Regions from separate parts of the Mus musculus genome. Here region 2 is linked to region 1. The links are chromatin loops, found by intact Hi-C in ENCODE. Cell type or tissue: heart. All regions are shown on one strand. Links, peaks and the distances in the headings refer to the core of each region. The heading gives the core; the rest is flanking DNA. Region 1 overlaps Depdc1b (DEP domain containing 1B). Region 2 holds the start of Elovl7 (ELOVL family member 7, elongation of long chain fatty acids (yeast)).

What was found. Hi-C counts contacts between places; a loop is a spot of excess contacts. Peaks named below come from ENCODE experiments on the same cell type or tissue, not always from the same donor. Only the 100,000 strongest peaks of a DNase experiment are listed, where the experiment ranks them.
Region 2: a loop joins it to region 1, with 4 times the contacts of the local background. A loop is called at or near these places in 8 of 42 quality-filtered maps.

The regions. Positions count from the first base shown.
Region 1 is chr13:108,324,197-108,335,383 of GRCm38, forward strand. The region is part of intron 2 of Depdc1b (DEP domain containing 1B); the gene reads left to right. Among named protein-coding and RNA genes, the nearest start is that of Depdc1b, 13 kb to the left of the region's middle. In heart, for the core only: a CTCF peak has its summit at 5,758 (motif pointing left); no DNase peak of the experiment used is centred there.
Region 2 is chr13:108,209,354-108,220,540 of GRCm38, forward strand. Elovl7 (ELOVL family member 7, elongation of long chain fatty acids (yeast)) reads left to right here and starts at 5,051. Exons shown (of 8, transcript NM_029001.5): 1 at 5,051-5,147. It also overlaps the pseudogene Gm32376. In heart, for the core only: a CTCF peak has its summit at 5,060; a DNase peak (open chromatin) is centred at 4,968; H3K4me3 peaks cover 1,488 bases; H3K27ac peaks cover 747 bases; H3K27me3 peaks cover 2,098 bases.

The DNA.
Region 1 (11,187 bases), core at 4,307-6,806:
GAAGGAACACGGGGCAAGTGAGTGCATCGGGCCAGCATCTGGAAACTTCCCGAAGTGAAAGAATTTGCTGTGTCCACTGAAGCAGTGCTTCTGGTTGTAATGTGCTAAGTGCTCAGCTGAATGGGCTGTTAAAGTAAAACCAGTCACCATTTGCCCTGCTCTGTCAGGGCTCCATCGAGCAGGCTTTTGTTGCAATGATTTTCCAGTAGGGAAAATTTCCATGCCTTCTGCCTGCCTGGCAGGGTGGGGGTAGTAACTTAGTACTTCTAGAGTATTGGGTCTGTAGTAACTTAGTGCTTCTAGAGAACCTGAAGGGGTGCAACAAAACCTCTGGGTTTAGCTTTGCTGAGCACTAAAGGATTGGACTATTCAGGCAGATTGTCTGATCTTGAAACAGCTCAGGGACCGTGGGTGGGATTGTGTTAGACGTCCTGAATGTCTCTAACGGAGGAGACTGCCACTGCAAGCCTGCCCTCCTCCATCGGATTCGCTGACAGTGTTTCATAATATGGACGTTTACCACTAAGTAATCCGAGGGATAATGGAGCTGTCTCTCCTTATAGTGCCATCTCACTGAAGGTTAGTGTGTTTGATTGCTGGAGGCCAAGGAGACTCACCTGAAATCCAGGTGACGTAAGAAGACTAAAAAAGAATGAGGTCACACAAATGAGTGAGGAGCTGTTCTGCTGTCTGTAGAAGCCTGTCGGTGCCAAGCCCTCGAGACAGGCTAGTGGCAGGAGTCGAGCACAGACTTCCCGCTTGCTTTCCCGTCCCTAACAGAAGATGAGGGTCCTGACTCTAGCACATTCAATGAGCTGTTGGCCTGGGACGTGTGGCCTTGAGCTAAGAGATGCTGCCGTCTTATACCTGAGCTCTTTCTTTGTTTCCCTCAGACTAGCTTCTGTGCAGAGTGGAGCAGGCTGAGGTGGTCCTAAGCACGTAGCGATACAGATGATGCTGTTGTGCATTTCCCACCAGACCTCCTCCTGGAGCCTCCTGTGCCCACATGTCAGGATTGTCGTCTGAGCAGTCGGTCGTCTCCATTTGGCAGTTATTTGCTGATCTAACTTTTAATTAGGGTCTTAGAGAGTCTCAGCTTATTCTGAGGCCTGGTTGCTTAGTGGGGAGTCTAATCCTGGCTCCACAGGCCAGGCTGCATTGGGGGTTCTTAAGTGACTACCCTCGTGGGAGCTTCCTTGCTCGTACCCATCACGATTTAGCTAGGACCTTTCTGAAAGGCTTCTCTGACCGAGTGACATCTAGGTTTTCTGTTGTGACATTAACTAGGCCATCTCCCATCGAGTGCCCCCGAGGCTCTGGAATCCTAGGAGCACCGTAGGTGTGTATTCCTGACTACTGAGCTGCCCACTGAGCGCTGATCACTAGAACATTTCACTGCAATGTTAAGACTTAATCACGCATCCCTTCGATGGAAGAATTCACAAGACAGATGATGGTTCCTTACGACATGTAGTGGTCCTTCAGGGTCCACCAAGTATTGGGTTCAGGAACTCCCCATATATATATATCCAAAAATCTGCATATGCTAAAATTCCTTATGTAAACTATAGCTTTGCATATAACCTACACACATCCCCTACACTTTAAATTCTCTCTAGATTACTGATAATACTTAATGTAAACACTATATAAGTAGTTGTGGTGTGTTGCTGTGACTTAATGACCAGAGGTACATATATTCTATCCAGATGTAACCACTGTATTGCCAACAAGATTCTGAACAGGATGCGAGGTGAACAGGATGCGAGGCAAATATACCGAGGAGAGACTGAGGTCGTGTGGGGTGGTGGTGGCCTCCAGCAGTAACTTTCCACTCCTGGGCTCAGCATCCTATTTGGTACTTGACAAATCCAAGTTTTGCTCTTTGGACTTTAATCTTTGAGATGGGAGCCTTGCTTTGTTGTTCACTGACCCAGCTGCTTTAGTGTTCTGAAGAACTGGGGATAGGAGCCCTTGCCCTGGCTGGAAGTCTTTTCTTCACATACTTTTGACCCATGTTTGGGTGAATATGAAGACAGAACTCATGGACCTGGAGGGTCGATTCTGGGTTCTCCCTTGTGTCTTAGTTTTGGTACCAATGTTTGTGAGTAATGAATAGGCCAGCATTTTGTTATTTAGTATCCTAAAAACTCACTGTCCCTTTTTTCCCCCTGCATGGGAATTCTGTAAATTAGCCACTGACTTTTTCCCATTAGCTAGATTCGTCTTGGATGGAGTGTATTTAAACCTGTAAATCATTGGTGAAGGTGCCCGTGACTTGCGTTGAGAGCAAGCCGATTAGGGTAGAGCCAGCTGTTGCGCATGCGCAGGCTTCTGTGCCTGGTGCTGGAGCGAGATAGCAGTCCACACTAGTGCTCTAGGGAGGGCCGCCTTTGATGTTCTGACTGGTGTGTCTGGATCCAGCACCTTTCCTCAGGTGAGACGTGCTAAAGCCAGGTTCTCATGGAAGCTGAAGAGGAGAGAGTAAGCCAAAGCAGGGTAGATTCAAAATGGATGGAGAGTCAGCCGTGGTGGAATTGAGGGAATACTTCAAAAGACTCAGATTTCTGGTAGGGAGTGCTTTTTAAGTAGTGTAGAAAGTGCTGGGAAGGACAAGAAGAGGAGCTCTTGTTGGAAAGAAAGAAACTAACATTCCAGAGCATCTCCTGTGTTGCAAACTCAATATGTAATTTGTCATTTAACTCGAGTCCTGAAGATGTGTCGATAGTACGTTTCTAATTATGTGACTTATTTTCTCTCTTTTTGGAGAGAGAGAGAGTCCTACTCTCTAGTCCAGGATGGCTTGAACTTGTGACAGTCCTGGCCCAGCCTCCGAGTGCAGAGATTATGGGTGTGCATCACCACCCCGAGCTTTCCTAAATGTGAAGGTTGGGAAATGAATCAAGCGAGGCTTACAAACATGTTCAGAGTCATGCGTTAGAAAGGGAGAAGTCATCATTTGAGTCAAGGACTGTCGCTGAAGTCTGTGTTCTTGTGCTGTGCCAGGCTATCTCAGCTTCCACAAGATGAGGTTGACGTAGCTTAACAGAGAGATTAGTGGTGAATAAACACAGGGACTCATGGGAATGTTTGGTGTGGCCAGCGCACCTGTAGCCACCTAGTTCATGTGATGCTTAGTGACTAATATATGCCTCCGTTAAGAAAGTCTTCTCAAATGAAGGAGGTGTGGGCAACAGTCAATCTAAACTTTGCTCACCTAAACACAGCAAACCAGTCTCCCAGGTCTGTGCAATCAGAGTTACACAGATGCAAAGACTCCACTGTTATCTTTTGTTTTGTTTTTTGTTTATGCACTAATGGATCAAACCGAGGGTCTTGCACTACCTCTGAACTGTATGTCTGCCACCTGCCTGTATGTCTTGAAGAGAGAGATTACATGCATGCATTGTATAATTTTATAACTCGGTGAGGAATGGAGCCGTCATTTTGTACTTTTAGTGGGGGAAGGGTTTGTCTGGTTGTAGCTCTTTGGTGTGATTGCTCTGCAGTCTGGTGACCCTTGACCTCCCATTACTAGTGGGTAGCCAGAGGGACTCCAAGCTTGTTTGCATTTATTTATTTATGTATTTATTTATGATTTTAAACCATCCTTAAGACTTTATATTTTTAATTGAAAATATTTGTATATACTACTTTTTCATGTTTCCCCTCCCCCAGGTCCTCCCCACCTCCCTACCCATGCAACTTTATGTTCTTTTTCAAAAAAATAAAAAAAAAATAAAAACCCGACCCCCCTCCAAAAAAAACCCCACAAAACCACAAAACAAAACAAACAAAACAAAACAAAACAAAACCCTATCTCCTGCAACAGAAATCAAAATGAGTAAGTAAAAGATCAATAAGACAGAAAGGTGCCCCGACCAAGCAGAATGAGACAAGGCTACACCAACCGCTGAGTTGTTGTTTTTTGTTGGCCAAGTATCCTGTGTATGGCGCTGTCCTGAACTGGGGTTAATGCACCTAGTGAGACTTCACTGGAGAAAACCCACTTTTCTTTTGCTAATGAGTATCAAGTGTACATAGCATCTTGATTAGAGGTGAGGACCCCTGTCCACTCCCCTTCTCAATGTTAGGCTCCGTCTGGCTTGAACCTGTCCAGGCATTATGCATGCTTCCAGTCTCTTGGAGTTCACATGTGGGTCAGCAGATCAAGACCCTGGCTCAAAAATGAAAATGTGTTTTATTTTTCAGATCCTTTCTTTTTTTTTTTTCCCCTCTTCTTTCTTTTTTCATATGGGGTGCTTTAAATATTCTGTGATCAAGAAAATTCTGAACCCTAAACCACTTCCGGTCCGATGAAGGTGAAATTAAATCAGAGAGGGCACAGACACGCGGAACAGCGGGCGCAATGGGGTCGGAACCAGCTGTATACACATACAGTGGGTAGAAAAGGGTCTTGAGAACAAACAGTCCCGGCACTGCCGGGTGTTGAACCTGCTAAACTGTGTGCACGACGGGAGGCTGAGCTGAAGACACTGCAGATGATTTCCCAACGTTTGGATATCCAAGTGTGTAGATGCAAAAATAACTCACAACGACTTTCAACTTAAACCTCCCAAACTCTAGAAAAATTAATTCAAAGTAGATCATGATCCATTTAAGTGTAAGACCATAGGGTTACGTCTTGAAGTTAGGCAAGGAGTCTGGAGAGTTGGCTCAGCAGCTGGGAGCATTGTTGTTGCAGAGGACTCAGGCTCCTTCCTAGTACCCACATGACAGCTCCAGACCCAGGGATCTGAAGCCCTCTCTGCTTCAGGTGCACACATGCACAGCACACCAAAACCACGGTCACACATGCAAAATAAAACAAGGCAAAAAAAAACTAACAAAGGGGACAAATAACAGGCAGAGGTGTCGGCAAGCCACACGTGTGACGGTGGACTGGGACCAAGGACATAGGAAGAGCTTTCGAACTCAGCAGTAGCGGAGCAACAATTCAAAGAACGAGCAAGGGGTTTGAGCAGCTGCTTCAAAATGCGTAGAAAGCAGATGAGCCGTCGTAAAGACGTTTAACATAGTAAACCTTACGGAGGTGCACAGTAAAGCCACAGCGGGTGCTGCCAACTATTACAGCGGGTATTAAATGCATCAGCAGCGTCAAGTGCCACTGAAGTGCAGAGGTGGAGACCTCCTCTGATCTGGGCAGGAATCCCAGGTTGGCAGTCACTTTGGAGTTAATAAATATATAATATATAATATAGATGGTCTCAGTCATCCCTGTTCCTAGCGGATATGTCCCCTAGAACAATGAAATTGTAGTGTGCGAATGGTAAATGTATGAGTGTTGGCGGTGGCTCTACTAATAATTGCCAGTAACTGATACAGCCTAAATATCCCAGGATTGGATAAACAAGTACAATTCATGTATAAAATAGAACACTGTCAGGTTGGGGAAGGGTGTTCTACTGTACAGTGAGAAAAAGAAAGGGTGTTTAGAGGAGTAAAGAAACTGCTGTTCCTGGATGGCGTGGTTACAGTGTGATTATGTGTAAAAACGGATGCAATTATAGTACACCCTCACATCAACTTTTCTGTAAGCCTACGATAATAAACAGAGATTTGAAAAGTCTTATTTGAATCTCTGATGCCAGAAACTTGAACATACGTTTGAAGCTGTGTGACCTCTTAGTCATTTTGTCTGTCACCCTCTGAAACATTCTTTCTTGCATCATTATCTTGGGAGTCTTGAAGGGACTTGTTCTAGTTACCACACCTCCAAGTGCATGGACCATTTACTCCCTCTAGTGGACATCTTTAATTTTTTTTTTTAAACTAGGAAAACACAAAGTATATATATATGTGATTTTATTTTATCTTTCTCTGCTCTTTTCACCAAGTCCATAGAGATCAGTTTTTCAGGTACTAGGTTTAAATGTCGTAGGCACTAAGACCAACGCAGGGTGTGGATCTGTGGGCTCAGAAACCTAGCTTCACCTTAAGTGAATGGAGGGTAGGTATCCAGGATCTACCTGCTCAGTTGAATTTGTGGGCAGAATGTAGAAAGTAGAAAGTGTGCTTTTTCTTTTCTTTTCTTTTCTTTTCTTTTCTTTTCTTTTCTTTTCTTTTCTCTTCTTTTTATTTCTTTTCTTTTCTTTTCTTTTCTGTCTTTTTTTTTTTCTTGAAGAAATTGGTACAAACTCACACCTGATAATCTTTTGCTAGAGGTTTCTTTATTGCAACGTATGGCCTGCTTTTACTTCTGACAGCACTGATTTAAAAGAGAGAACACGTAACTTCATCAGATTATTTTGTGTCTGTTGATGTTTTTTGCTTTAGGTGTATTTTTATCTTAAGTTGACCCACTAATTGCTTATTTGTTGGGTATAGTGAGGCGTTTCAGTGCAGGGATAATACTCCATGTTTATGACTGTATCCCATCCACTGGCACTTGTATCACCTCAGACATGGCTCATTTATTTTCTTGTTGGAGACATTAACTCCCTTCTACCTCTGTAGAAATACGCACTTGATTTTGTTACCCGAAGTTACTCTATTGTGCTCGAGATCTCACAAGTGACTCCCATGCAGCTGTACCATGGAGGGTCTAGGAGTTAGACAGATTCCCTGGTGGGCAGACAGGCCAACAGGAGCGGGCCATGGCTAGATAACAAAGATGGCAGGCTTCTTCCTCATCTCTTTGCTTGAGACAAAAACCTGTCAGCTTTACACAAAGGCCTTACAGGCTTTTGTCTCTTACCAGGTAGAGGACTGGCTCAACAAGTTCAATGCTGGCCAGGACATGCTGCATAACCACCGTGGGCCAGTCAATCCCTTCTTTCATAAAAGGACTGTCTTAGTCAGGGTTTGTATTCCTGCACAAATGTCATGACCAAGAAGCAAGTTGGGGAGGGAAGGGTTTATTTAGCTTACTTCCCACACTGTTGATCACCAAAGGAAGTCAGGACTGGAACTCAAGCAGATCAGGAAGCAGGAGCTGATGCAGAGGCCATGGAGGGATTTTGCTTACTGGGTTGCTTCCCCTGGCTTGCTCAGCTTGCTTTCTTATAGAACCCAAGACTACCAGCCCAGGGATGGCACCACTCACAATGGGCCCTCTCCCTTTGATCACTAATTGAGAAAATGCCCCACAGCTGGATCTCATGGAGGCATCTCCTCAACTGAAGCTCCTTTCTCTGTGATAACTCCAGCTGTGTCAAGTTGACACACAAAACCAGCCAGTACAATTGACCCCTTGTCAACTTGACACACAAACACATCACTATTAAGCCTCAACCCTTACTTTCTTATTTATCCCCAAGATCTAAATAACTTTAAAAGTCCCACAGTCTTTGCAAATTCTTTACATATTGAAATTTCAGTCCCTTTAAAATATCCAATCTCTTTTAAAATCCAAGGTCATTTTACAATTAAAAGTCTTTTAAGTGTGGGCTCCACTAAAATACTTTCTTTCTTCAAGAGGGAAAAATATCAGGGCACAGTCACAATAAAAAGCAAAATCAGACTCCCAACTGTCCAATGTCTGGGATCCACCTATGATCGTCTAGGCTCCTCAAAGAGCTTGGGCCACTTCTCCAGCTCTGCCCTTTGTAGCACACAGCTTGTCTTCTAGGCTTCAGCTCCACTGCTGCTGCTGTTCTTGGTGGTCATCTCATGGTACTGGCATCTCCAAAACACTGCCGTCTTCTGCTGTAACTAGGCTTCACCAATAGCCTCTCACAGGTTCTCTTCATGGTGCCAAGCCTCAACTCCTTTGCATGACACCTTCAGTCCTGGGCCATCAATTGCAACTGAGGCTGCACCTTTGCCAATGGTCTCCCATGGCCTCTCACAGTGCTGAGCCTCAGTTGCTCTTCAGGACCCCTTCATGCCTTCAAAACCAGTACCACCTGGGTGACCCTTACACATTACCAAGTCCTGCTGCAGCACAAGGTACAACCTTGGCTATCTGTGGAACACAGCCTATTTGTGCTCTCAGAAAACACTTCCCAGAAGATGTCACCTCAACGATGCTGGTCTCTTCTTAATCACTGCTAATTTCCTAGTTCCAGCTAACCAGCATCAATAGTCCCAGTAATGCAAAGGTTTCACTTTAGTAGTTCTGGTATCTTGTTAATCACAGCTGATTCTTCAGCCCCAGCTAACCAGAACCACAGAATCTTCACAATCAAAATAGCATCAGCCCTGATAAGAGTCTTTAATCTTCCTTCTGAAATTTCACAAGCCAGGCCTCCATCTTCTGTACTGTTTTTAACATTATCTTCTAAGCTCCTACACAACATCCCACAGATCTCTCAACACCAAATGGATCTTCTAGCCCAAAGTTCCAAAGTCCTTCCACAGTCCTCCTCAAAACATGGCCAGGTTGTCACAGGAATACCCCACTCCTGGTACCAATTTGTATTAGGGTTTCTCTTCTTGGACAAAACATCATGACCAAGAAGCAAGTTGGAGAGGAAAGGATTTATTCAACTTACACTTTCCATACTGCTGTTGATCACCAAAGGAAGTCAGGACTGGAACTCAAGCAGGTCAGGAAGCAGGAGCTGATGCAGAGGCCGTGGAGGGATATTGCTTACTGGGTTGCTTCCCCTGGCTTGCTCAGCTTGCTTTCTTATAGAACCCAAGACTACCAGCCCAGGGATGGCACCACTCACAATGGGCCCTCTCCCTTTGATCACTAATTGAGAAAATGTCCCACAGCTGGATCTCATGGAGGCATTTCCTCAACTGAAGCTCCTTTTTCTGTGATAACTCAAGCCTTTGTTGACTCACAAAACCAGCCAGTACAAGGACTAACCCAAAGTCAGGGGAGGAAACCTTTTCCGAGACTTAAAAAACCCTAGCCCTCACTTGGGAAGAGTCTGGATTTTTTTGGTTTTTTGAGCCCCTTCTCTGCTTCACAGAGGGTCATATTCTCTGTGTTTCTGTTGCGTGTGTTTCCCCACCCCCAACAAAGAAGTTTCTTCAAGTGCTCCCTCAGTCTGTCTGCTCCTGTTGGCAGTGTCTGCGATTCCTCCATTGCTATCTGTTGTGTTCAAGGCTTTCCCTGACTTAATCCTTTACGTGGCAGGAAGAAGGAACCCGATGAAGACCCCCTGGGCCACCATCGTCCATCCTTTCCCTACCCCAGTGATGAGTTGGGCAGGTTCTTGCTTTCCCAGGTATTCGATTTCCCAAACAGAATCACAGGTTGGCGAGATCCTTTGTTCTTTCCCCCACTTCTTTTGCTTTGCTGTTTTTGCTGGTGCTGCAGATTAGACCCAAGTTTTCATGCTCCTGTGCGCTGCTCCGAACTGTCTTTCTCCACTTCTGCTGATATACAACATCTTTAAAAGAAATTATTACTTTCCCTTTGTTCTTTGACAGTTGCATCTATGTGTTTTATTATTTCTCTAATACACCTCTCTTATCTTCTTCCCAAGCCCCCCTCCTTCCTTCGAGCCCATTTCTTATATTCATGTCTCTCTGTTTTGTTTTGTGACCCTCCAAGTATAGAACCCTCTATGTGGCCATGGGTGTGAAGCTGTCCATTGGTGCTCACGTGGCTGGCTGGCAGTTACAAAGTGAGGCTGTCACTACTCTTCTTCCAGTATCCATCCATAACCGAAAGCTCGCAGGGAGTGGTAGGGCCCCCCAAGGTCCCCCCTGGCCTCCAGTCGGCTGTAGCCAGGCCCAGTCTGGTGCAGGCTCCAGAGTGGCAGCTGTAGATGCTGTGCCACCATGACTGCAGTGGCCCTGGTAACATCTTACAGCCCTTCTTGTCTTATGGTTCCTGCATTCTCCCTGCTCCCTCTCCCTCTGTGTTGCCTGAGCCTGAGACTGGAGAGGACGCACGTCCTGTTGAGGACTGAAAAATTCAACTATTGATTCTTCTCTTTAGTAGCTGTGAGTCCTTGCATTCACTTCTCTTCATTGCAAAGGGAAAATTTTCTCAATGCTCAAGAAGGCACTAGATGGGAGACTGCCCATGCCCATCAGTTGGTAGAGCCAATGCTGTGAAAATGACCATAGTGCCCAAAGCACTTAAAGATGCAGTGCAACCCGAATTAAAGTTTCTGTGCCACTCTTCAAAGAAAGAGAAAAAACGACCTTAAGGGTTCATGTGCAAATTAAAGAGCTTGGGTAGCCAGGGCCAATCAGGGTCAAAATGAATGCTGGAGGTATTGCCATATCTGATCTGAGGTTATACTACAAAGTCATAGTAATCAAAGAAGTACACAAACTGATTTTTATCAACATAGAAGCATTAGGTTATGACTTTTTTAAAAAAAAACTTTTTCTCCTCCGCCTGTTTTCTCCGATCTCCTTCTTCTGTTTTATCCTCCCACCCCAGACCTCCTTTCCAGTTTCACATCACATCTGTCCTTTTGCCTACCCTGCCCACTTCGACACCCTGTCTCCTCCTTATGGTCTGCTGCTAATTCATAGTCTATACCTATCCTCCACCCCTCATTTATGTACATACAAACATATAACATCAGGATCCACATATAAGCGAGAGCACGTGACCCGGGTCACTGCATTTAGTGTAATACTCTCCTGATCCTTTTGTTATGCTCCAGATTTCATTGTTGTGTATAGCTGAGTAAATTCCACCATGTGTATGAGACAGTCTACTTTTTCACCCATGGGCGTATAGGCAGGTCTCCATTTCCTCCTTCTTGTGAATAATTTTGAAATAAGTGTGGATGTGCATATCCCTTGTGGTAGCATATAGCGTCTTTTGGGTATGTGCCTAGGAGTGACAAAGCTGGGCCATGTGGTAGTTATAGTTTTAAGGTTTTAAAAGATGTTCATAGCAACTTCCATAATGGCTGTCCTAGTCAATTAGATCTTTAAGACTCTTTGGCACAGTGCTATGCTGTGTGTGTGTGTGTGTGTGTGTGTGTGTGTGTGGTGTGTGTGGTGTGTGTGTGTGTGTAAAATCTCTGAGAGGTTGGTCTTGTATACATAGCATAATGCTAGTCTTGAACTCCAAGTTCTCCTGCCTCTGAGTGCTGGGATTACAGGTGTGTGCTGCCAGGCCTCCTCTAAGGTCTGTTTTAAATGACTCTAAATATTGAGTCTCGTGCTTCCCATACTAAGGCAGGAAAGAAAGTGTAACCGGATTCTTCCTGTTCCTGCCTTTGCAATGGAGAGGATAAACAGACGAACCAAAGCATATTTAATTAATTACCTACAGGAAACCATAGCAAATAATAAATG
Region 2 (11,187 bases), core at 3,521-6,020, 120 kb before region 1:
TGGCACTTCACATCTGTCAGACTGGTAAAGTATAAGGTCTGAGGTCATGAGGTCATTCAGCAGTAGAGGTCTAGAACTGCCCACCCAACAGTGGAAATAAGAGTACAAAAGGATTATTGTAACAATGTACTTATTCCATGTCTATATTGTATTGTCACGATTAGATGTTGTATAATATATATGATCTAAGAATGCCACATGTTGGCAAGGGCTGGGGGCAAACTGAGCTATAACATAATGTAATAAATATATAATTTGGCATTACTTAGGAGGATAAAACTTTAAGCACTGTGTACTAAATGCACTTCCCTGAATTTAGAACTGGTGATATTTGGAGGTGGGCCTTTCAAATGATCGGTTTTCATGTTTCAGTTTTTAAATGTATTTATTTGTGGGGTGTGTGCACACATGCTTGTGCAGTTCACAGTCTTGTGGAGTTCAGAGGAAAACTTTTGGGAGTCATTGGCCTAAAATGATTAGCTTTAGGGGGTAGTTGTAGGTGAGACATCAGAATGAGGGTGCCCCTGACCCTTTTCTAAACACACCCCCCAAGAAGAAAGGAAATCCATGAGCAAGATCAAGAAGATTGCCATCTGCAAGCTGAATAGGCCCCTTCCAGGACCCGACCTTGGACTTGACCATATAACTCTAAGAAAATGCCACTTATCTAATCTATCTAGCCTATGGTATTTTGTTATAACTTAATTTTGTTCATCATCAGTCAAATGTACAAAGGCTTGGTTGTTCAATACTGTAGTAATTAAATGAATAAAAAAATTACATGCATCTACACTAATAAGTCATTGACAAGGATTGGTTGAGACTGGTGAGATGACTCCGTGGGTAAAGATGCTTGCTGCTGGATAGAGAGACCTGACTCCTGCTAGATGCCCTCTGACCTCCACACTAGGGTCATACATCCACAGTATACACACACACACACACACACACACACACACACACACACACACACACTCGTGTGCACGCATGCTAAAAATAAATCTAAAAAGTAAAAGTTGACTAAAAAACAAAGTTTTGGGATAATATATGTGGTCTGGTACTAGGTACTTACAATGTAGTTGTTTATTTTACATTTACATGAAAATCAAAGTATGTATGAGGGATATGCAACAAAAACCACAGGAAGGGCCCACTGTTGTTTCTGAATTCCTTTTTTGGAATAAAAAGAATAAAAGTAGGCTAGAGCTCCAGCTGTTGCCTGCCTTCCTCCTCCTCCTCCTCCTCTTCCTCCTCCTCCTTCTTCCTCTCTCTCTCCCTCCCTCTCTCTTCCTTCCTTCCTTCCTTCCTTCCTTCCTTCCTTCCTTCCTTCCTTCCTTCCTTCCTCCCTCCCTCCCTCCCTCCCTCCCTCCCTCCCTCCCTCCCTCCCTCCCTCCCTTCCTTCCTTCCTTCCTTCCTTCCTTCCTTCCTTTTAATATGTATGTACCACAGAGCGTCTGCATACCTGACAATGCTTGTGCTTCACTCTGTTCTCCTTGGATCCTTTCCTGACTGCACAACAAACTGGATTACAAACAGTCTAAAACTCTCCTCTGTGATTGCTCTCTTCCCGTCTACTCTTGAAACCCACTCTGGCCAGAGTTTCGCCCCATCCATTTAACTAAAGCCATTTTTGTCACATTTGGTGGATGACTTCCATATTGCTAAATCCGCAGTCCCTTCTAGTGCTCGGCATTCGCTAGCGCCATGTTGTAACATGTTGTTCTTCTCCTACGGTGATAAGAATCTGTGTCATTCTTTAGCAAGCGTTCTTTTTCATCACCTTCTAGAGTTGGCTTAATATTTTTATAGGTCATTGATGTTGGATCTGGCTCTCTGATGGCTTCAAGGCAATGGAATGTTAGCCAGCTTGATGTGCCAGGGACCTTCAGTGTGCTCATAAGCTTGGGAATGCCATTTGGACTCGAGTGGTGTGCTGTGAGGTCTCAAGCCAGTTGCTGCGCCTTCCTTCTTGGTTCCAGAGGTCATCAGTTGAGGTAAGGCCAGCTTGCCTACTAAATCTACCTACAGATTGGTGGCCATGAAGACAAAGGCAAATCTACTAATTATTTTTGCTAGGGAGTGATTTGCTGTACACTGTTACTATGGCATTCCTAACAGAGCTACCTTTCAGGAATCATGGATGCTCAGATTTTCCTCTAGGCTGGCTCTCCATCCCCATTCCATAACCACTCACCACTGTGGTGCCCCAGGAGGCTGTCTGCAGACTCCTCATCTCCTTTCTCCTTTCTCGATGCTCTTACCCATCTTTAAAAATATCAAGAGGCTGATAAGTCCTAAATTTACATTCCCAGGCAAGCCCCTCTCTCAGTCTGAAGACTGAGATAACCAACTGCATGTCTGATGTCTGATACACCCACTTGGATACCTAATAGCCTCCTCCATTTAAATCAGTCCTCGAATGTGTTCTGCCCTTTGCCCTATTTTTTTTTCCCTCTGTCTTCCTCTTTATACAAGCAACATGTTCTTTGCAGTTGCTTATGGAAAATGCTTTCATTTTTTTTTTTTTTTGGAACACACCCTTTCTTATCGCTCACCTCAGACCTTTGGGAATCGGGTTGGCCCTTGTCGTCAAGATGTATTGGAGGTTGGGAGATGAGACAGGGTGTGGCTGACCTGGAACTCCCTCTGTAAACCAGGCTGGCCTTGAACCCACCAGCCTCTGCCTCTGAATGCCAGAATGTATTTTAAAGCCTGGCCTTTTCACTTCAACCAGCTCCTCCTTGCCTCTGCTTTATCTTATCTGGACTGTGTAAGAGCCTCTTAACTGTCTCCTTGCTATGTCTCGGCCATTCCTCCCCATCCTCTATACCACTCTCAGTAACATTGTTAGAACACTTACTTTAAAATGCCAGGCTGGAACAAAGGCCTATCATCCCAGCACTTAGGAGGCTGAGGCAGGAAGATTTGAAAGTTTGAGGGCAGCCTAGATTTCATAGCCAGACCTTGCCCCCAAAAAGAGAAAAGCAGAAAGAAAAGGAGGAAGAAAAAAAAAAAAGAAAAAAGAAAAAAGGAAGGAAAGAGAAAAAAAGAAAAAGAAAAGAAAAGAAAACTGAGCGACCAGAAGGTGCCACTCTTCAGAACTGCTCCTTTGAGACTTCGATGTTGCCCTCCCTGTTCCAGTTCAGCTCCCACAACCTCCTAGGTCCTCTGGGAAATGTGGCCTCCTTGCTGTCTCTGTGCCCATGCCTTCAGCTTAGCTACTGTTCCTGTTGCCTAGAGTGCTTCTTACCCGATACACACAGACTTCCTCTTAGCCTGCCATTTCAGCACTGGGGAGAAGGGGACAGGAGGGATATATGTTTGAGGATAGCCTGGGTTACTATCAGAAGTTTTATTCCCAGCCTCTGCTGCATAGTGAATCTCAAAAACACGAGATGCAAAAGGCTCCTTTCACAGAGGCCTTCAACAATGAAGCTTCCCCCTCCCATCCCCCCTCAAAAATCCCCATGCCCTTCCCCTTCCCGTGGTGCTTGTCAGGACCTGAACACATTTTTTTTTTCCTGACCTGGTTATGTATTAACTTTATTGTAAGCTCTGGTTAGACTGAAAGTTCCCTCCCTGAAAAGACAGAACATTTTTAGTTTGTTTTGGTTGTCTGCTGGATCTTTAGATCCTGGGGTGGGGTGGGGTGGGGTGGGGGTAACAGCATTAAATAGGTCTTAAATCTAATTAAATGAATCTAATTAGGCTCTTGCATGTTTGAAATTTTATACAGACAGAAACAGTGACAGGCATGTGACAATTGTCTCTAATTTTTAAGGCGTTTCCAAATCTACCAAACAACTTATTTGTAACATGAAAGAAGAGCATAAACAAGGATTCATTAGTTTGTTTTTTGATTGATGTAAAGCACTGAGCTCAGGAACTTGCACAAGCCGGGCAAGCCCTCTACCACCAAGTTACATCTCCAGTAGAAGATATCTTCAGCGTCTTAATTTGCATTTGAACTTCTGTCCTTTGGGAGTTGCTGTCTCCTTGACTATTCAGTGGGAGTGCCCAGAGTTTTAGGTAGACACTGAAACCTTATTTTCAATGTTCTAGGGTTGGGTCATGGAAGGCTGTCTTGCTTGCTTGTTTTTGCTTTCCCTATGCAAGGTCTCTACTTGTCAAGAGACTTCTTACCCTGATTCTAGGCTAGGAACTCTAGAGCAAGCAGAGCCCATGTGGTGAGGCAGTCCGCACAGGGAAGGCAAACTCTCGGGAGTGTAGGAGGGGGATGGAGGATAGGGGATGTTCTAGTTGAAAGATCAATTCTAGTTTTAGGTTTTGCTATAGAAGCAGATACCTCTAGACTTACATTTTGCCTTCCTGTGCTTGATTTAGAAATCGTTACAGTGTTTATTATGATCATAACTAAACACAGGACTAGCTCATTAAAAAAAAAAAAAAGTCCAGTGCACAAGCACAGGCCTACATTCATCCAGTTCAGCAATTCCAATCCATCAATCAGTGAAGGAGACGGGAGTTTGCTAGACTCTGTTCCTTGTTCTGATCACCATAAAAAAAAGTTGCATACAGTCTGTTCTTCATTGCACTAAAAGCCTCCCCGCGCCTCCTATTTTTCAACAATTCATTCTTAATAATTAAAAGGGATCGAGCTGCCAAAATCTGGCTTGGGCATCTTTACTGGTCTGGTCTCCATTTTAGAGACCTATTTCTCCTTCATCCCTTCTTCCCTCCAGCCGCGCCCTCCCTCGACCGGTCCTGTAATCCATTAGAGTCAAGCAGGACGACAATTCCCATAGTATTTTGGTTAAGCATGCGGATGAATCCAGATGTTGGTATTCACTCTCAGAAAGAAAGGGCACCAGTAGAGCGGACGGGAACCGGCCCCCTACTGCACCCTGGGTTGCTCGGGGCCAGGCTCTACCCGCGGCGAGGGCGGCAGCGGGAGAGGCTGGCATGACACCCCACCCCTCGGCGTCACCTGGCGGCGACGGGCAGGCGGGCCGGGGGGCGGTCCCGGGTGACGCGCGGGGCTGGGAGAGCCGGCAGGTGCCACCCTACCGCCTCCGCCCCTCGCAGCCTGGTCCGCAGCCCCGGCAGCAGGGGCCGCTGTGAGAGCTGCGCTCGCACTGCCCGCCGCCGCCCTCGGCTCCCGCGCGCGCTGCTCGCCCCTCGGCGCGGTGAGTGCGGGGCTGCGGGCCCCAGCAGACTGGGCGAGGCTTTCGGGGGTGGCGCGGAGGGCTGCGGGGGAAGGACGCGCGAGCCGAAGGGGTCGAGCCCCTGGGGGTCGCACGGGAAAGGAAGCGGCGTGGGGCCGGGCAGGGCCTCCCTCCTGGCGGTGCTGCTCGCTGGTCGGGCGCGCCGCGCTCACCTGTGCCTCCCGGAGCCCTGGAGCCCTGTACCCCTAGGGAAGATCGGGGCCCTCCGGGGCATGGGGTGCTGAGCTGCTGCGGTTGAGACTCAAGGAGGGAAGGTCTTGCTCGACCTTGGACCGCGGAGGTCACTTTCTCGGCTCCGGGTCCTGGCTTCCCAGACTCCTCTTCACAAACCAGCTATCCCTTCTTCCTGCTTCTGGGTGCGTCCCGCCTGCCCGAGGGAACTCAGGGCGCTGTCTCTTTGGCTCCGGGAACAGCATCCCGTCCCGGTGACTGCTGCGGGCCAGGGAGGGAGGATGAGTCCACGGCTGTGGAACAGGTCGTTCTGGAGACGGAGTGGCAACTCCTGTCATTTATCGCCTAGGTGTCTTGTGGTGTGAAGTGGGCCTTTCTTTCTTATCAGCCCTCGCTGATTCAAACTTACCGGATTCAGAGGAGCGCCTTTGGGGACTAACTGGAACTCGGGGTGGGAGCGGTCCGGCTGGCAGCAAGGCACAAAAGTCCCACTCCCACTGAACAATAGTTTCAGAGACCCGGCGATTGCCTACTGAACTCCCTCCTGTCCCTGAAGCTGCCCATGAGCGTTTTCTCTCAGCTCCGAGCTCCCAAGTCATCTTTTCTTCCACTCACTCCTGTTTTGCGTTTCTTGTATAAAACTCATCCTCTTTAGTGACTGCCGCCGCCGCCGTACTTTGCGCTTGTGGTTTACAATTTGCAGTTTTTGTTCGGGGGAAATTGTTCTCCCCAAGGTCATCGAGGACTAGGTTTAAAAAAAATCCCTTTCCCTTTACCCCATAGCAGATGCTTATCCAGTGCTGTGTGCCTGACACTGAGAGCTTAACCCTGTCAGTCTTCAAGTAGATATTGTTTTCAGTTTGGGGCTTGGCTTCCAGCCAGCCAGGAGCTCTTGGCCACTCTGCTAGTCTGATGAACCCAGAGTTCTTGGTTCTTACTGCTACTAAGCACTATGCAGGTTCAAGCATCAGGCCCGGGACACTTAATCTCTGGCCCCTTTTCCTCCTTGTTTGTTTTTTACTGTAGCAGCTAAAGCTGATATCAGTCTCTTGATCCCTCTTCTTGTCTCCCTGCTACGGGGTGTGAACCACACGTGCCCAGCCCTTTATAAGATAGATATCTTTAAAAGATAAAAAATTAGATTGACAGGTTGACTTCCTAAAACCTCATTTTTCAAGTCTACTTAACTTCAATTACAATCCAGGGGCCCTGTGTATTCAGTTGAGTCTAATATCTTTGAGGAGACGTTATAATACTCCGTTTCTGTGCCCCAGGCCTTCCCAACGCTCCCGTAGAAGATGGTTTCCGCCACCATTAACCTAGTCACCAAGATGCAAAATCTCAGCCATCCCGCCTCCTGCTACCACTCCCTAACCCCAATTATGGATTTATCCAGCTCTCTCCAGATCTCTCCTGCCTTTGTCAGTCTCAGCCTGCACCCCTCCCATCGCTCTTCACCACACTTCCTCTTTCCCAAAGCGAACACATACTATCACTCATCATACCCACCTTTCTTTTCCCTCTTATTTATTTTGAGACAAGGTCTCGTGTATTCCAGGCTGGCTTCGAACTCTCTGTGTAGCCTCGGATGACCTTAAACTTCAGATCCTCCTGCCTCTAACCTCTGAATTGCTGGGATTATAAGCATGTGCCACCATTTCCAGTATTATTCAGTGCTGGAGAGGGAAACCGGAGGCTTTATGCCTGCTAGATAAGCATCGAACCAAACTGAGCCCCATCCTCAGTCAATACACATTTTGATTATCTTCTTTAGTAAGTGTTTGCTTTCTTCCAGGTCCTGGGCAACTTAAAATGTTACACTATCAGGCATTCTTTGTAGTAGTCACTTAATAGATATTTGTAGACCAAAGTGCACCGTGAGCTAAGGTAGCTCAGGGCAGTAGTAGCCTTGATGGTAGTAGAAGCCAGCCTTTCATAAGTTTGCACTGGTAGGCGTGGGGGAACTGGCAGACAATGCAAATGGGAGCAGAGAAAAACCTCTGCTGAGTGTATTGCCACGCTGAGGTACCCAGTCGTCCTGATTCATCATTGCATCTCCTGGTGTGATACAGGAGCCAAATTTTATAGGAAGTGTGAATCTCAAAACAAAATAGGAAACAACAGTAAGTTATCTCAAAATAATCTTTTTTTAAAAAAAATTGGAAATACAGTACATACATAAAAGTGCATAAAACATTAGTGAACAGGTGAGGCAGTGGCTATATTTAATGTCTTATTCTGTCATTACATATGACATGGAAGGAGGGTGCAGTCAGGATAAGCAACACTCCTTTCACCAAGCCTGTGTGTCTGAACTAAGCTGGGGAGACGAGGCCAGCAAAGAGTTGGCTGCACATGGAAAGATTTGAGATGATGAGATAAGAGGACAAGATATTGACCGGCCAAGAGGTAGGGTTTTTCCTCAGTAGATTGTTTATTCTCTATGATGTACCTCTTGTGCAAGCATCAATTTTAAGGTAGGGAAGGATGCTATTTCAAGCCACCGTAGATATGGTAGAAACAATCTGGACTTTAATGATTCATATCATATATTATGGATTATACTATCAGCAGATCTATGAGAGGAATATTTCTCACATGTCTTCAGCCTTGAACACTCAGAACTTATGGGAAAGTTGATAACCTCTACCAATTTGGCAGATAAAAGATAGGATGTCTAAGTTGAGCTATGGTGACACATACCTGTACCCCCAAATTTTGGGAGGTGGAGGCAGGTGGATCAAAAGTGCAAGATCATCTTTAGCTATATAGTGAGTTTGGGTTCAGTCTGGACTACATGAGACCCTTTTCAAGAAAACTTTTTTTTTTTTTTTGGCCTTCTACAACAGTGAAAATTCCTACTGTGCTTCATAACTGATACACATCAATTAAAAGCACATCGTAACACACTGGGCTTAGAAAAAAAAAGTACCATTTTTATATAAATGATAGCAGTAAGCTGACTGTTACATACAGTTCTTACATATTATTCAAATGAAATGTTTCTACAGAGAACCACAAATGCCTGTAAGGATGTATTATGCCTGCCCTAGTTGGGGGAAATGTAAAAACTGGTATACTTACTATGGATGTCAGTGTAGGGTAGTCTTAAAAATCTAAAATAGAAACTATCATAAGATCCAGTTGTACCTGGGCGTGTGCCCGAGGATTCCAAATCAGCAACCACAGAGGTACATACATCTATGCCTGTTTATGGGCACCAAAAAGGTCATTAGTAGGGGAGGGAAAGGACTTAGGAAGGAGAAGGGACAGAAATTGAGGGACTGGAACTTATGTGGCATTAAAGCAGAAGGGGAGAAGCTGCAGGTGTGAAGAATGGACACAGCTCTTACACGGGCTCTGGGATCCAAACGAAGATCCTCGCCCCTGCGCAACAAGGGCTTTATCCACTGAGCATCCCCCGAGAACTTGTCTGTTACCTTAAAATACTAGTGAGAAAGAAACTGACTTCCGTGTGACTCAACAAGTTTTCCAGGCTAACAACCGACCCCTCTGGAAAAGCACTAGGTAGCAATCATAAATAACACAGCCCAGGCTCTTTCCTTTTAATGTAAGGCACAGTGCCAATGGCGGACAAAGGCTTACAAGTTGTGGCCTGAGAAAACATTTGACTGTCAGGTGCATGTCAGGCAGAGTGGGCTGGACAGGCTTGAAAGCTGTCCAAGGCTGTGTGGGTTAGTGGGACAATGTACTGAGCTGCTGTCATACAAAGGCAAGTGGGGCAGGTAAAACAGAGACAGACTAGGGAGCTCGCTGGAGATCGGAGAAGAAGGTTGGGCAACTGGGAAATGGGGGACAGTTGGTACATGAAATCCAGGGAAAGAAAGTGCAGAGAAGAACTGAGAGTTGGAAAGTGTGTGTGTGTGTGTGTGTGTGTGTGTGTGTGTGTGTGTGTGTGTTACACATGCATGCACACACTTCTCTCTCATTGTATGTGTGAGAGAGACTGCATGTCTCTGTGTGTGTGCCTCTGTGTGTGTCTCTGTGTGTGACTGTGTGCCTCTCTCTGTCTGAGTTTCTATGTGTGACTATGTGTGTGTCTGTGTATGAAAGACTGTGTGTGCCTCTGTCTCCCTCCCTCCCTCCCTCCCTCTGTCTCTCTCTTTCTCTCTCTGTCTCTCTCTCTCTCTGTCTCTCTGTCTGTCTGTCTGTCTGTCTCTCTCTCTCTCTCTCTCTGTGTGTGTGTGTGTATAGACTAGAGGTTGATATGGATGTCTTAATGTCCTCCACTGAAAATACTTTTGCATAACTATATAAAACTGCATGAGATCAAGTTGCCTATGAGGCAGGGGAAAGGTTTGCTGAGAGCCTTGCTTTTTACTTACTGAAGATTTTTTCTTTTGTTCTGTAGTGGGGGGTGAAGGGGTTCCTGCAAGCAGGTAAGGAACCTGTGAAACTTGTGTTTGTAACTCAGCCATCTGGTGTCTGACACTTGGGCGTTGTGTGTGTATACAGGTTCTGTCTCATCTCACTATCTGATTTGGAAAGGGCAGCTGCCTTCATTGTTTATATGCCCTGCTTGCCTGTCAATTTGTGGATTACAAAAAACAGAGAGCATGGGCATCCTTTGTACCTCAGTGCTTAGAGGATGCTCAAATCTGCATTTAAAGGAGGAATCTCTGTAGACAATGAGGACACAGAGATTCTGGTTGTTTCTCAGGCATCAGTACCAGCTGTAGAGAAGCACTTTGCACTTCAAGGTCTGTTGGGGGAGGGTCGTCATGTGCATGTGCACAGTGAGGGGCAAGAATAGTGCTGCCACACTAAGCAAAACACGCAGCAAAGGTTCAAACCCAAGGTCTACGCAGTCAAGCTTTCTCCACCCTGTATACCAACTCTGTGGTTGACATAGAGCTGCGGTGGAAGGGTGATGCTATCACTTTGTGAGGGAATAGGGCAATCCTAACAATAAAGCCAGTGTAGACTTTCAGGTAATGGCAGGAATGTATGATCTGGCCTCCGGGTAGTTTCAGTAGCACAGAATGTTCATCAGTCTGCCGCCTTCTTTCTTATCTCAGATGCCATTGCGATTTGCGTGGTGTTTTCAGGATTAAATGATGTAATAGCACAGAACTGAGAGAGGGGCTGCTTCTTCCTCCAGGATGACCTTCGCCTGTCCAGGAGCTTCGCTGCCTGCTTCTTACCTCTTTTCTGTGCTTGTTTAGGTAGACAATAGAGAGTAGGATCCCGTGGCTCAAAGAGATTTAAGTCTGAAGCACACCAGCCGCCAGCAGTGTTCACTACATATGCAAATCTTGCTGCCTACCCACCATCTAGTTAGCACATGACATCTAGTTAGCACATGACATCATCCTTCATCCTCCTACCTGTAACTCTGTCTAGCAAGTGTGACTTGACGCAAGAAGGCAGGATTGACGGATGTTCTTAGGAGTCTGGAGTCTGAGTGCTTATTATTCAGGGATTTAGGGTGGGTTCCCGCCCTTATGTAGATAGAGTGTTTTAAATCAAGGTGCGAGTGTCAATGTTTATTTTCAGAGGAAGAAAAAATATGAGTGATGGGTAAACCATTTATCATTAAATAGAGTTAGTGTCTCATATAGTTATGTTGCTCATATATAGTTGCCATTCCTCTAGATTAAAAAAAATAGTGGTTGGATGTTGGCAATTTGCATGTGGTTTCCCACCCTCCGTCTCCCAAGAAACAGTGCAGTTTATTTTATTTATTTTTATTTTGGCAGTTCTGCAACTTGATTTGGCATTCAGTGGGTTACCTCTCAGCCACATTGACCGTCTGTAGATTTTTGAATGTGGTAACAGGCCCGTAAGTTACCAGCGTGTAGAGCTTGTT